Regions from separate parts of the Mus musculus genome. Here region 1 is linked to region 2. The links are chromatin loops, found by intact Hi-C in ENCODE. Cell type or tissue: heart. All regions are shown on one strand. Links, peaks and the distances in the headings refer to the core of each region. The heading gives the core; the rest is flanking DNA.

Evidence for each region. A loop is a pair of places that touch in the nucleus more often than their neighbours do. Peaks named below come from ENCODE experiments on the same cell type or tissue, not always from the same donor. Only the 100,000 strongest peaks of a DNase experiment are listed, where the experiment ranks them.
Region 1: it touches region 2 in a loop (8-fold over the local background); 15 of 42 quality-filtered maps call a loop at or near these places.

Annotation. Positions count from the first base shown.
Region 1 is chr2:5,444,054-5,452,249 of GRCm38, forward strand. It overlaps Camk1d (calcium/calmodulin-dependent protein kinase ID), which reads right to left. Exons shown (of 11, transcript NM_177343.4): 3 at 1,017-1,091. Among named protein-coding and RNA genes, the nearest start is that of Gm36853, 34 kb to the right of the region's middle. In heart, for the core only: no CTCF peak of the experiment used is centred there; no DNase peak of the experiment used is centred there.
Region 2 is chr2:5,766,372-5,774,567 of GRCm38, forward strand. No RefSeq gene overlaps it. Among named protein-coding and RNA genes, the nearest start is that of Gm29857, 42 kb to the left of the region's middle. In heart, for the core only: a CTCF peak has its summit at 4,487 (motif pointing left); DNase peaks (open chromatin) are centred at 4,470 and 4,820.

The sequences.
Region 1 (8,196 bases), core at 3,193-5,692, 320 kb before region 2:
CATCCAAATGCAACACTCTAAATTATTTACCCAAAACACTACCACCTATGAAAATATTTTAAACCATAATAAATAATAAAGAAATGAACTGTTGGACACTTTTTTGTAGCAAAAATGCTCTCCAGGAAATAAAATCATTCAAACATCCACAAGGAAGAGAAGACATGAAAAGCCATTTGTTGGCCTCACCTAACCATCAGCACATCTTTGGCAGTTCAAAGTCCGAGCCTCATCCATCAACAATCAAATTCATTGTCTATATTTTGATCTTCAACAAAAGTCCTCTCAGTCACAGGACTCAGTAATGTGGTGTCCCAGCATTTATCTATGCAGGTCATGGAGATGGCCTGACATTCTGAGAGATTTCTAATATTTAATTCTAATAAATACTGAGTGGGATGCTCCTGACGATCACACTTAAAGTGAAGCATTTATGTGACAAGAAAGATAATTTCACCTTAGAAACAAAACAAAACAAAATATATGTATAAGTCATTTCTACCTGATAGTCTCACTTCCTTCTTGTCTGCATGTTTGCAGATTACAGGGGCAATCTAATGGAGGTGGCTGTGTCACCATCTGACTCCAGCAAGTGGATGTATCTATGCACCAGAGGGAGAGGAGGGAGAGGACAGAGCACACAGTCGCCATCTGCTTTCCTCCCCCGGCATTCCTGGAAATGAAGGGTGGGAGTCTCTTCTAGAGATGGGAGCAAAGTGTTCCTCATCCTAGGCCCACTGAAGTGTCTTTGGGCACCATTTGGCCCTGGCACATGAGACAGTCAGAGAGACACAGCACAATAGTAGCATGGAGCCCAACTTGAGGATTTAACAGATCCAGCATGGGCCCACTCAGGCCTGAAGATGACTGTGTGCCCCATGTGGGGGCCATCTTAGCTCTCGGTGCCCCACAGACATCACTATCATATCGTCTTGCCTCACACAGTCCACAGCATTCCTTCGTGAGGTTCTGGGGTCCATAACCCTCAATACTCATCAAACAAGCAGGGTACTTACAGTTGCATGACCAGGTAGAGGTGATTTGGGCTTTCATAAATATCTTCCAAGGCAACAATGTTTTCATGCTTAATCCTAAAAGTAAAAAAGAAAGCGCACACACTGTGATAAGGACAATTATACTTGAAGACAAGTTCATGACAGAAAAAAAAAAAAACCCAACTCCTTGATAAAACATTGAAGACTCTACTTCCTTGTTCCAAATGTATTCCTTAGCTCATCACCCCCTCCCCCACCCCATTGTCTTCACATTTCTAAGGCCTTAGAAGCCCACAGCCAACACTGGATTGAATGCCATGGCTGTACATGTGCATATGGATCAAATCTCTCAATACTGTATTTCCTCTCACTGCTCCATGACAAGTGGCAGAGCATCCTGGGTAGAACTTAATAACTTCTTTCTTCTGTCTTGACGCAGGGACAGCACAGCAGACTAGCCTAAACAGCTCCCTGTGTGTGGGTCCATCCTTCCCGACAACCGTTACATTCTAGGGAACAGCTTCATGGTGATGTAGGCAAAGGAAAGCCAGCCTGAACACCTCCACCCGAGTTTACATTTATCCCACTAGCAAATTCAGTTTCACAAGTGAATGAACTAGTGGGTAGCAAAGCTAATTTCATCACAAGTTTTCAAAACAATACAGATTCGAGCCATCTCTTGACAGTTGGATTTCTTATTTTCTCTTTCTCCTGATAATCCCTGATGTTAGTGGATTACAAGGATAATCTCTACAGCTAGCCCCTGAATCTTTTGAGAATTTGGCACAAATGCAAACTCTGATAATATAAAACCACAGTGGGTCCCAGCCATCTGTATTTTAAGACCCTAAGACAGTGTGTATACATAAAGAGACTCGAGAAACAATGAGAGCAGATAGGTAATTTTCAAAATTTAGTGCAAAAATGACTCCCTCGGGGATCTGGTACCAAGTCAGGTTTTGATATAGTGGGTCAAGGGTAGGGACTTAGCATCTATCTATCTATCTATCTATCTATCTATCTATCTATCTATCTATCTATCTATCTATCTATCTATCTATCTATCTATCTCACCAAGAAGCAGATGCTGCTGGTTAAGGACCACACTGAGCATCAGTGTTGGAGAATGAAGACAGCTCAAAAGAAGGAAACGGATTCTTTCTAGATCTTAAACTGGGTTCTCCATGAGGAGCAGTTTCTGCTCAGCATGTCAGGATCCAAATTTATTTAATGCATATGAGGGAAGAATTGTTTCAATCCTCAATGAGCTAATTATCTCTTACCACCTTTTGCTAACATCCCTGATGAACCATTTAAAGACAAGGTGGGACATGCAGGTTCCTGTGAGCCCCCTTGAAAGTAGATTCACACAACCTTGTGCCTACAACAGGCTTGTTTAATAAATATTTGCTGAATGAAAGGATGGATGATATTTAAAGGCCATTGCCACAGAACAGGAAAAAAAAACAACTTTCCATATGTAGTTTGTGAAAATGAAGGAATTTTCACCCAAGTGTCATATGGCTTCCTCTGTAAGAAGAGCACTAAAAGCTGTAATGAACAAGACAGCTCTCTCGATTTGAGCTGGGAGAAGAGAAGGTACTTAACAAAGAGTGGCAGTACTTAGCTCTGATTTCTATAGCTCTTATTGGTTAACATGTTTGAGGGAACTAAAATAATTACACTATATTCACATTTCACCCACCTCCTGTGCAGGGCGCCTACTTAACTATCAGTAACTGTCACTACAGAGGTAAAGCAAAATAGTATCAGCAATGAGTTCCAAAGACCAGTGCACTCAATAAACCACGCCACCAAAGAAACAGTCTTGCCTCTTAAATGGGAACTGTCAAAATCTTAGATATTTGTGGAATCATCCTTATTGGCTATATGTGAGAGACTACAATCAAAGAAAGTGTATATCATATACATTTTTTCTTTACAAGAGCATAAATATTTTCACTTAGTCACATCAATTTGGGCTGTCAGGGCCCACATTTATAGATAATTGAGATTAATGGCACCACACAGAGGGGTACAAAATGAAATACTAGAGTCACAATTACCTCCAAACTCTAGAAAACAACACACTCTTTTAAACATACAAATATGCTCCAGATATTGTATCGTTATTCATACGGAACATAAGCATCGATGGGAGCTGCATGGCCTCATGTGTTGAGTCTTAGTATCACACCTGGGCACATCATAGATTGGCACCTATGAGCCTGGCAGTCTTTGGAAGCTAAACCAAGCAGGCTGCTTGAGCCCAAGAGTTCAGTCATTCAACAGTTAACAACCATTTCATTAGACTGCATTCCAAGACTCCACTGTGTTCACAGCATTTGCCTAATCAAAATGGCAGGGTGTAATAAAGGCCAAAATGCCTGACTTGGGTTGGTGGGATGGAGAATTTGGCCTGTCTTAATTGGTTGCTGACAGGAAATTAATTTCCGTGCCCATTGGAGCATCCCAGGCACTTGCGGGGGAACCCACGGATGGTAGGGACCAACCAGATGAAATGAATGCCTGAGAAGACGCTACTTCAGTAACTCTGCCTTCCAACCAGTGTCTCAGCGAGGCAGGCGGCAGAGCAATCTGTCCCACACCGGGTTTCTATTAAGTATCTAGAAAAATACAAAGGGGGGAAGGGGGTCTTGTTTTCAAAAAACTCATCTCAATGAAGCAAACCACGCAAGCATTAAATGGCAAACTCTGAGATTGCCTTTAAGATGACAGAAAGCTGTCCTGTGTGGGTCAGAATTATAGAAAAGATCTCAAGAATATGATGGGGCTGAGTTTTCATGGTTAATGCTTGTACAAGCATACTTGAGTGATTTCAAATACATCCCAAAATGGCCTCTTCAACATCTCTTAAGAAAAGTGCTTTAATTAACTTGGAGCTGTTAGAATGTAGTAAAAGAAAACATGCTGGCCTCCTACATCTACATTGAATCACGCATTCCCCGTCCAGACTCCTTATGATACAGACAGATTAAACTTAACATTTTAAAATTTATAAATTATCTTTACAAAATACTAAATAGACATCCATTTCTAAGGCTAACACTTAACCATCAACTGAGTCCCTTCTTTCCCTTATTCATTCAACACATATCTGGTGGGAGCCAACCATATACCAGGCACAGTCATTGGAATTGGGGAGTTAGTGGTGGACAAGACAAGAGGGATACTCAGCTCCCGTGAGCGCACAAGCTATAGCCAAGAAGCCTTCCCAGGGAGTCTGATACTCACTAGAAATTAGCATCCCTGTCGTTAGTCATTACTTCTGAAAGCAGCAGAGATTAAACCTATATGTCTTCCTGAAGAGCAGGGAGGTTCATAATGCCTAGGCTTTTCTTTTGTCATGGATCCATCTTCCTTCAGGTATCTTACAATATAGTCTATAGTCACTGTCTCTTATCACTCTAGTGGCATTCATTTGACCAGACTATGTTATTCAAGCAAAAGTAATGACCCAGGTATGAAACACAGCTATCAAGAGCTGGGTATTAAATAATAGTGAAGCTATTACTCAGCATGAGCTAGAGATTCTCCATATGCAAATAAATGGACATTATGTATGTGCAAATAAATGAACATTATGCATATGCAAATAAATGGACATCATGCATATTCAAATAAATGGTAATACAGGGTTCTCTTTTCAGCATCTGTGTAAGCCTTCACATTTAAGAAGGTAAGTTCTATGTAGGTAGGAATCTTAATGATTTCAGTCACTACCGTCTCCCTAATGCCAAAGAAGGGTATGGCAGAGAACATTTTAAAAACCATTTGTGGAGTGAGTGAGTGAGTGAGTGAGTGAATGAATGAATGGGCAAATGAGTAAAATGAGCTCAGGCTTCACTAAGCCACCTATTCATTTTTACTTGCATTTTTCCAATCATATTTCCTTTCTCACCCAGGCTTTTGAACTTAAAAGTTTTCACCCTTCATTATTTTGCTTATTGTCTTAAGGCTTCATTGCTATAAAGAAATCCCATGATCAAGGCAACTTTTATTAGCTAGGGGCTTTATTAGGTGATGCAGGCAGATGTGATGCTAGAGAGGTATCTGGGAGTTCTACATTTTGATCCACAGGTAGCAGGGAGAGACTATCACACTGTGTTGGAAGACCCTGCTATTAAGGCTGTAGGCTACCATGACCGGACAGGCCCCTGAGCTCTGAGCAAAATGGAGGACCCCATTTTCAGTGGGGTTTCCTCTTCTCCACCTGACTTTATCTGGGACATCTGCTTCCTGAGGAATGTCACTTAGTCATTGGTGAGATTACAGGTTCAACTTCCTTTCTCCAGATCAGAACTTGGCCGACAAGCAAGCACCTATCATGCCTCTCCATGCACATGAGGCATCCCCGGTAGGTACCTTAAGCCTTAAACATTGTACAGTCAGCCTCTTCCCACTTTCCAAGGTTTATACAGCCCTTGTTCACCCCAAATAAAATATATGCACAAGCTGTTTTGGGGAATATCTGTGAAGAGAGCTGTTTTCCGGAATACCATCTAGAAGCGCTGTAACACCAAAATCCTCAGAGAAGCCTACTTAAAACTTTAAATGGGAAAGTAGTATTCCACCAGAGAACCCCATCCAGATAACTGCCATTGGTCAACTGGCTTTGATTGCCATTTAAGTGCACTCTCCAGAGTACTATCACTGAGCTTATATTTTACCATTAATCCATGAGACAATCAGGGGACGGCTGGAATGACATTTCTATATGCTATAAGCCACGCAAGACTATTTAAAAGAGAAGCAGGGTGTTTGGGAGGATTCGTTCTTAGTAAAGCCGAGTTAGCCCTAGAAACCACTACAGTCTTTGTTAAATGACTTAATTTTCTGCTCCAGATTGGTACCCTGCATTGGAGTCCAGCTTCTTGCTCTGTAGATTTCAGACGCCCCCATTTTATGTTTACAGACTCTGACAATGTCTCTGGTATTGTCTTCCTAAACATCTCAACAGTGGTGCTGTTGTAAGCAGTGCAGTTTTCCCAGTCCCCTGGGACATGACAAGCCTAAAGTCACCATCGAACACATTTCATCCCTTTCCTTTGAGCCTATCTACCGAGCTGTTTGATTACACCATTTGTTGAGCATCAAGTGAGTGTCAAGACTGTACTAAGTCGAGTTGGTTTTCGTTGGGGCTGAGAATTGAACCTGCCATCCACTTAACACCATTAGATCCTAGGGATTTCTAAATACTTTATTTAAATTAACAACAACGTTACAGAGTAGGCATTATTTTCCTCCTTTAAAGAGGAAGACAAACATCTGGTGGTATAGTATTCAATTTGATCACAAGTCATAATTAGCATTGTTGGGATTTGGTCTAAGTTTATTCTTCTAACAAAGCCTGTTTTAAATCCATTTACATAATTTTTGTACTAACTTAGTGTGATGATTAGTTTTCGTCAATTTGATAAGTTGGTATCATTTGGGAAGGTAGAACCTCAATTGAAGAAATAAAAGTCTCCATTAGGTTGCCAGGAGGCAAGTCTATGGAGCATTTTCTTGCTTGATGAACACATTGGGAAGGATGAGCCCATTGCAGGCACGTCTACTGCCATTGCCTCTGCTTGTATGCCTGCCTCCAGGATCCTGCCGTGAGGTCCTTCCCTGACTTCCTTTCATGATGGGCTAAGTCAGGCTCCTTAGCCAAATAAACCCTTCCCTCTCCAAAGTCATGGTGTTTCATCACAGCAACAGAAAGCAAAGTAGGACATGAGGTTGGGGCCCCTTTGAGGGTTGCACCCCAGATATTATGCAAATCAGATATTATGATTCATTACAGAAGCAAAATGACAGTTAGAAAGTCTCAGTGAAAGAATGTTACGGTTGGGGGTCACCACAGCATGAGGAAGGGTCACAGCATTAAGGAGGTTAAAGGGTCACAGCATTAAGGAGATTGAGAAACACTGATAAGAGACTATAAATCTGGAGTTATCTGTATAAGATGATGACACCTAAACTTAAGGTGTCCACTTCGTCATTAAGAATGCAATACCCACCCCAAGGACTGAGAACCAGCTGTGCTCACAGGAGAAATACGTTCAGTCTCCACAGTCAAGCTCCGGACATTAGGCCTCCCTTCTCTTCCTGAACTCAAGCGGCAACAAGTTGCTAGGGTGTTACACTGCTTCACTTTATTAAGAGCTGTTTTTAAAATGTTCTTCATCAAACCCACTAACGTGTAGTGCATCAATATAGACCCCTAATGCTGCACACAGGGTTATGTACTGGGACTGGAGAGATGTTTCAGTGGTTACACTGCTCTTCCTGGGGACCTACATTCAGTTGCCAGCACCCACATGATGGCTCACAATCATTTGCAACTTTGGTTTCAGGTGATCCGATGACCTCTTCTGGCCTCTCTGGGCACCAGGCAAGCAAGTGGTGTACAGACATTATGTGCAGGCAAAGCACCCATACACATAATATAGAGTAAAATAAATCTGAAAAACAGGAATTCATACTACCCAGGGAAGCTGCACAAACTGCCAGAAGACTAGGATGGATCTCCACCCTGAGAGGCCAGGCATGTGGCTCAAACTTTCTAACTTGGTTTGCTGGTTTGTAAACACTGAAATATATGCTCTTCTTATTTTACGGCCTACTAACCCATTTTCATGTGTTTGTATCAAACATATGTGAGCATACAGATGTATCATAGGGTATGAGGAGGTTTTGTCTGTAACAACTATGTGAACAAATGTGTTAGTAGACAGTAAAATAAGAGCAAATATTTCAAAATTCAAATCTTCACATCTCTTCCCTTTGCTACCAGCAGATGGAGCCATAATCAATAGGACACTAAGGAGGGAGGCCTATGGTACCTAACATACTCAAAGGTAGTCTAAGTTTACAAGTCAATTTTGTCATAGATGCTTTTTACTGTTTATATAGTAAATAAAATGGGTTTACATTCCCCAGTTGTGAAATAAGTTTTCCTTTGAGTCACTAAAAGTGAATAAAGGGGACTGGAGCGATGGTTCGGTGGTTATGAGCACTGACTGTTCTAAAGGACCTGGGTTCAACTCCCAGCACCCACATGGGAGCTCACAACTGTCTGCAACTCCAACTCCAGGGAGTCCAGCACCCTCACACAGACAAGAAAGACACCAATTCACATCAAATAAAAACAAATAAATCTTTTTTTTTAAGGCGATAAAAAAAAGCTGGAATT
Region 2 (8,196 bases), core at 3,821-6,320:
GCTGCCTATAAAGTTGTATATTTATAGAGAAGGAAGTTTCCTCTTATCAAATCAACTGTAATTCTTGATACTGAAGAGAACTGGCCTCTTGATAGTGCCACCTGTAATCCCACTATTTAACAGGAGGACTGTTGTAACTTTGAGGTCAGTTTGGATTACATCGTGAACTAGAGGGTAAAATGAACTTGATAGCAAGACCCTGTCATGCTCAAAACAGGGCAGGGAAGAGAAAGAAAAAATAAATAAAAAGAGACGAAAATAAGGCCAGCTCCCTTCTTCCTTTGTTGACCTTGATTACAGCTGTGGAACACATCACTTCTGGCATTAACCATCTTATCAAGTGTTCTACCTTACTAACGAGCATCACCAATGGGCTCTTCCTTACAGTGTTTATTCCTGTAAGGATGCAACTAGATGAAGGTAGAGATGGACCACACTCTGGTATGCCTTCTTCATCAGGGAAAAAAGCCATATTTCCCATACCAGAAGCCTGTTTCCTATTAGTTTAAAGCCCCCTGCCTATGCCTACTCAAGATGATTACAGAGCGTTGTGTTCAACTGTCCTGTGCCCTGTGTGTTGATTTCATCTGTAGGATCCCAAGGTGGCTCTGTTTTGTCTTTAACATGTTAATGGAACCCAGGACGTTGTTCATGTTAGACAAGCTCTCTCCCGATGAGACCCATCACAAACCCAACACCAGTGTTTAGTTTTATTTCCATATTTTAAACAAGGTCTGATCACTGGAGCCCAGGCTGGCCTCAAACTAATCCTCTTGCCTCTGTCTCTCAGGTGCTGGATTACAAGCATGTATCATTGTAACATGTATCCAACTCCCAATACCAAGTACTTGATGATAAGAAGTACTTTAAGTGGTAAAGCTGGAAACCACAACTGGCTCACCACTTCAAACTTAGCTACTGTTTTATGAAAGAATGTTCTATTAATTGTTTAAGATTAGTATCTAAAGGCAGTCATGTGTTATTATGTGAAACATTATGAATGCTGAAGCAAACAAAGTGACATTATTCATTTCAAAAGCTAAGGTATAATTAAGTTCATGATCATTTTATTCAGCTTATATTGAGCATCTACTGTGTTCAGTCATTTCTCTAAGTATGACAAACAATTCTCACATGATCATGAATTCTGGGCATCCTGTATGTTCTGAGATTTGATATATATCTCCACCACTTAGTAACTTAACAAGAAAAACTCAGAAATTCCCATGGAAATCCATTCTGCTCTTAGCTGGCCCCAACTGCCAGCAAATTCTCCCTTGAGCTAATTCACAATTCTCACTCATGACAGCTATGGGAGCTATGACTGGCTCTCACCCTCCACAAAGAAAATTCAGCTGCCCCTTTCTCTTACTGACCTCCGTGAGTTCTAGCTACCTTCTACTGCCTGACTCAACGTAAGTTGAAGGACTGTTTTTCTTAGACCTGGAAGTTAACAATTTGCCAAAGAGATGTTCTGTTTCCTGCTACTCTGTCAGAAAGGTGTGCTTCCTAGGTCTGTTCAAACAATGTGAAGGTGCAAGAGTATGGCCTCTGTTGTGGCCCAGGTGATTAGAAACACAAGAGGAGCAAATTAATCTTTGGGGCTCTTGGTGATGAATCACAGAATCCATAAAAGGTCCAACTTCTGGCCCCTGGCATGGAAGTCAATGGCTTTTCATCCTGACTATGATGTCCTCGTTCCTCTGGAGGCAGCAGCTCTCAGAAGGACTGCTGATGAAAGTGTTTCCTCACTCTGCTCTGGGGAAATGCCCAGCTTAAGTAGAAAGGGGTGAAGAGACAGCCGAGGGAAACAGCCTGAAAGAAAAAACACAAAGTTTTAAAACTTAATTATGCTTCAAGACAATAAAATAATTTGTTCAAAATGTTTATGGGAAATGAGTTTGAATTTAGATTCTCTTCCCACTCAAATGATCAATAGCATGTGAAAGGGCAAAAAAGAACTGAGTTTTTCTACCCACGTGCCCACCATGAAGAGTTAGTCAAGAAACTACTTTGGCAAAACAAAAAAAGAATTGAAGAAAGGGAATGAAATATGGTCAAAGGAACAGTGTCAGTCAAATATGAACCAGAAGGGGAAGCCATTAGGCTGTGCAAGCAGAAAATTGTAGAACCAGAAGCCTGAACTTTTGTTTCACTAGGCTCATTTATATTTCAAGAAAGGCTCTTCTGGAAAAACTCACAGCTCTCTGAAGATATTTAGCTCCATTTAGCAGGGCCTTTGGTCCATCTCATCTTACTCCACAGTGTTGAATCCACTTACATGTAGCAGTGACACACACTGTGATTGACACCAGCAATTTTCAGAGCCCAGCCTGGTGCTTTGTCAAATGATCCATCTCTAGCCATCCCCTAGGGATTTCCTACCAATAAGAAAGGAAAATGGCTGAACTCAAAGATCTGAAGCATGTGCTATTTGTCAGAGGCAAAAATTGGGACATGAGACCAGACTGATAAGTAAAATTATATTTTTTTCAGAACCAAACAGGAAGAATATTTAAAATCAAGCCATTCTTGCCAATTCAAGATAAATGTAACCAATATTGTTCTGGGGTACCCGTGGAAGCATGACAAGATGAAAATCTGAGGTCCTCGGCCAGGGGTGATTTCCTTGTTGATGGACCCCTTCTGGTCCCAGAGACTCACCCTCCTCTTATCAGGGTGAGTACCCAGGGTGTTCCCACTGACTCACTCCATAAGTCCACATTCCTTACATATTTGTTTGATGGTTGCATATGACAGCCTGGATCAGGGCCAGATGGCTATGTAGAAAGCATCAAACCCAACCTCTTCTCTCTTATCCCTGGTGGTTTAGTTCTGGTCCCACACTGTCTGCCCTACTTAACCAACAAGTTCTGCAGCTGGAAAGCTTGGGAATTGTAATGCTAGTGTGATCTTCGGAGTAGAGGGGAGTGGCGGTGGATAGAGCATCTTACTAACATTTGTAGCTACTTATCAAAAGTGTTTCTGCTTACCTCCTGTAGCAGTCTGCTTAGAAAGGCCAGGCCAGATGCAGTGGCACACACCTGTAAACCCAGAACTTGGGAGGTCGAGGTGGAAGGATTAGGGGTTCAAAATCATCCTTGATTACATAGTGAGTTCATGAATTCAAAATAAACAAATAAACAAGGTCTGAAAAGTACAACATTCTATCTTGTTACAACCCCTGTGTTATTTTGATGTTTCTTATTGAGTAGGACCCTCAGCAACCATAGAGCTAACTGGTCTACCTCTTAATGAATTCTGAACATGACCCCTTAGAAGAACAACAATTCTAAGGATTTACACCCACAACATACACTCTTATACCCACCTTCTGTTTCCAGGGCTCCTGCCTGGAAACAACATCATCATTGGCCTTGGCCACAAGAATGCCCTGGTGTCAGATGAGAGATAAAGATAAGAGCTGCAGGCCTCCCTTCCCCCAGGACATTGTGTCATATTCAGGAAGTCCTAACCAGAGGCTGATAAGAGCTGGGCAGATTCACTTCCCCAGAGATAGTTTCATACCCAATGATGCTGGTTCTGGATCCAGAAAGACAGTAGAGCCTTGCCACATAGCAACAGGGATGTACTAGAGAGAGGTTTATTTCACTTTAAGGACACATGCCTCTCATTCCACTCTCACAACAAATATCAAAAAATGTGGTGGTTCAGGCCTTTGAGTGCAGCACTGAGGAGGCAGAAGTAGTTGACATCTGTGAGTTCAAGACCAGCTTGCTCTACAAAGAAGATTCCAGGACAGCCAGGGCTACACAGAGAAATCCTGTCTCGAAACCTCCCTCCACCCCAACAAAAAGAAAGAGAAAAGGAAAAAGTGGTTCTGTCCCAGAATTGAAAAATCTGTGACTGCTAGACTGGCTTAATTTCTGATTCATCTGCTAATCCAGGAACATCCAGTGATATGCTAACAGGCTTGTTGGGGTTTATGTAGCTAACATCACTTACCTTAGAGTTCAGAGTCAGCCTTCCTTACACAAATGAGTTATTACAGCTCCACTGAGTTTCCTAGTTATACTGCCAATCTCCCCATGTTTAATTAAGGAACAGCAGAAAAACTCCCAAATTCACCGTTAGTTGGGATGCAGTTACTATAACAAACACTTGAATTAAGGAAACCAAGGGTCTGAGGTTTAAATCAACAACTACAAAACACAACAGAGAGAGGACAGAGCACATGGCCCTCTTACTCCACTGGGACCTGGGGAGAAGATCCAGTGTCTTCAGTCACAAGCCAGGTGTCACTTTAGCTGCTGTTAATAGGAAAAATTTAGTTGGAAGGCACAGCATAGTTAAAGGATATAAGAGGAGAGTCTCCATCATTAAAAACTCATACAGTGATTCAGACTTTTGTCTCCATGGAAACAACATCATCAGCTCTGCCAAGTGTCTCCACTCCAAGTACAAGGACCTAAAAGTAGGGAAAGCCTTTCATTAACTAAGCCAGGCGCCATCTTGTGGTAAGTCTCTTAGCAACGTGGAAGAAGCCACAGACTAAATGTTTCCCAAAATTATCTGTAGTGGACAAAACATCCGGAGCTTTTCCTTCCAACTAAGAACTAAGAAAGAGCCCATAACACTCTTCCGGGGATCTAAGAGTTAGCAGTTGTGATTTCTTCACCCCAAAGTCAGCAATCTTTAGAAAAAAAGGAAGAAAATTTGAGGAAGTAACTCAGCAGTTTTACGAAAGATATTCTTTAAATGACAGTGTACACCCCTTTTATTGGAGAAGCTTCACCCAGCGAGTCAGGGCCTGGGCCCTGTTGCTCCGTTTCCTGTCTGGATGGTTTAAAGGGAAGAGTGTGTTCCACATGTGGTCATGGAAGGTTTTCACACAGCCCCGAAGGGAGCCTGAGCATGTGGATCCTGGTTCCTACTTATTTTGTTTTTCAGAAATTATTAACCAAGGTCATCCCTGTGGATCTTATGAGAACCAGCTGCAGGTGATCCACTCATGTAAGAAAACTTCCCATAACTGACTGCACCAGGGCGACCAGGATCGAAGCTAAGGAAGGTTCCACAGTGCTGTCAGTGGATATCAGTGTTAAGGGTTTGACAGAACACCACACTGGTTAGAGGTGGTGCTAAGCTCTGTATTTTGTGTGGTTACAATACCAACATGCTTGTAGAGAGTGTCATAGACCTAGGCAATGTTAGTATTTTATTACCTCACCCAGCCTCACAGCAGACAGACTCTCAAATTCACCATTAGTTGGGATGCAGTTGCCATAACAAACACCTGAAACCACCACTACCTTACAAAGAAAAGGCTTGGATCATAGATTTGATGTTCTTGTCCAGGACAATTGTGCCTATAGCTTTGGACCTCCAGTAAGGTACCACATCAAGGTGAAAGTGTGTGGTAGAGCTAAGTAACTCTCCCTAGGACTAGCACATAAGAGAGAGAAGCCAGGATTTCCCAGCCCCCTTCAAGGGCAGTAATCTAATGTTCTGAGGCATTGCACTAGGCCCAATCTCTTAAAGTTTCTGCCACCTCCCAATAGTGCCCAGTGGGGACCAGGATTCTATAAGCATGTCTAACCTGTAGGTCTGCACAAATTTAGAAATTTAGTTAAAGCATTAAGGGGTGTGTGTGTGTGTGTGTGTGTGTGTGTGTGTGTGTGTGTGTGAATGTGGAGGCCTGAGGAAAACCCGAACTGTCATTCTTCAGATGCCTTCCCCCTCTTGTTTGTTGAAACAGGCTTTCTCATTGGTTTGATAGACATCAAGTAGGTTATACTGACTGGGCACTGAGGCACAGGAATCCATCTTTCTCTGCCTCCCTGGTACACACCACTGTGTCCAGTTTGTGTGTGTGTGTGTGTGTTCCACATATTCTTTTATTTTTATTTCATTACATTTCATTTTTTACTTATTCACTTTACATCCCACTCACTGCCCCTCCCTCCCCATCACACCCTCCACAACCCATCCCCATCCCCTGTCCCCTTCTCCTCTGAGTGGGTGGGGTCCTCCTCAGGTGTCCCCCACCTTGCATGCCCAGTTTTTAAATGTAAATTTTGAGAGAGTGAACACAGACCCTCATGCTATTGATGCAAAGCATTTCTGCAGTTTTTCACCTCAGTCTCAAGACTTTTTGTAATTTTTTTTTTTTTGGTAATTTGCACTTTTTTTTCAAGCATGACCTTTGTAGATAATATTGTTACTTCATGCCTGCAACATACGAACCTTTTACAGTTTTGCAGAAGAACATTGACTAGCACAAGACTCACAGGCTTTTCCTTCCTGTTTGTATGAGGGGTGGACTTAAGGGACATTCACCAGACAAGCTATAGCATTGCAATAGAGAGCTTGCAAAATAACACAACTTCCCCACTAAAGCTTTGCAAGTCCTTCTTGTCCTTCACAGAGTCAAGTACATGGAAGATACTCAAAGGAGGTTTGAGGCTGTCTGGCAGTTGACGTATCTCATACTGATGAACAGAAGAAGCTAAGGTCCAGACCACAGTGTCATTGAATAATCACTTGCTTGGTTGTATTACAGAAAGTTTAATCAGAATTCTTATCCCAACTCCATGCATTCTGTTCTTCAGAGTAAGAGGTAACAATTGTCAACTACCCACTGACATGCACCCAATGTGAAGATGGCTTTGTAGAGCCCACAGGATGACAGAGGAAACAGAGCAAAGCTTTTGTATGATCCCAAATCAACTTCCAGGGAGAGATTCGGGGAGTACCTGAGAGTAAGTGATGTCTGGGTCAGGAGAGCATCTGACTTTAGCTATCTGAAAGCTAGAGAAGTATAACATGGAAGGCCACAGACATCAGGCAGGTAAGAGATGGATGATGTTAGAGAGAAAGGGATCAAAGCAACGGGACTGGGGGTCAGCCAGCTGTTCCTGAAGACAGACTTCCTTCAAGAGGAACCACCACCACCACCACCATCACCACCACCATCACCTCAACTATCATCACCATCACCACCACCATCACCATCACCACCACCATCACCACCAGGGAGCAAAACTTCTAGTGAGGAATCTCAGATGCAAAGGAATTAGGATACTGTGCTGACAGACCAGCTAATCTGAGGGTTTTATAGCTCTCTGAACTCCACCCCCAAATTTCACTGCTCCCTAACATTTCCTGGGTGAAAAAAGAGATTAAAGGTCTAAAGCCAGGAGATTATTTTAGTCCCGAGGATGGAATCAGGTCCTCACATTTGTGCTAGGCAGGTATTCTATCACTGAGCTACCCTGCCAGACTAAAACGTTCATTTTTATTAGTCTTAGCAGCTAACATAAAAGGTTACGATGAGTCCAGGCACACTGGCACTACATAGAAAGATACTGTCAAAAAAAAAAAAAAAAAAAAAAAAAAAGAATGAGAAGAAAATCACTGCAAAGAACTGAAGGTAGTAGGGGGTTGGTGGGGACACTGTGTGGGGTTTGGTTTTTCATTGTCTTCTTGTTCCATTTGCCAAGTACACTGGGGTCAAGTTCAGGAGGCAGAAACCTTGAAGAAGAAAGAGAAGCCCCCAAAGTGGGGTGCAGACAGGAGGAGAAAGTCCTAGAGTGTAACTGGTTGGATAAGGGGTAAATAGAGCTAGGAGATGCAAAACCTTAGAGAGGGGCTCAGAGTCACTGAAGTCAGCCAGAAGTGGGGACAGCCACAGGAAGGCTCGACTGTACCCCTAGGGAATTCTGATGTGCTGTTGGGAACCACTCAGCTACCAAATGTCCCCTCTTTCATTGCCAGCTGGGCCCTGATTCTGCTGTCCCTACAGCAGATTCAGATTCAGGCAAAGTTGCTATAGATGGAAGAAGTGACAGCCCATAGGATGATAACACCCCATGAGGACCGAGCTTCCCACTGCCTGCTTCCACATCTCAGAAACAGAGTACATTTTCCTGGAAGCTATCTTGGTCAACAAGGGAAGGGAAGGGTAGACAGACACAAAGCAAAGGTTTTTTACAAGAACTGAACTTTCCACAATGCAACGGCTACATCTTTCTTTGCTGTTCTCAGTCCAGTGTGGATCATGCTGACCTGCTGGTCTGGGGCAGAGAGTTCTTTGGGATTGATGGAGGGCATGTCTCTTGCACCCGCCCGACTCGACCAGCAAGAACGATGCTGCAACAGGATCCTTCTGCACATGTTTATTGGAAGAGCTTGATTGCAGAGGCGAAGAGTCCCCGAGCCCAGAACTGGTGCTGC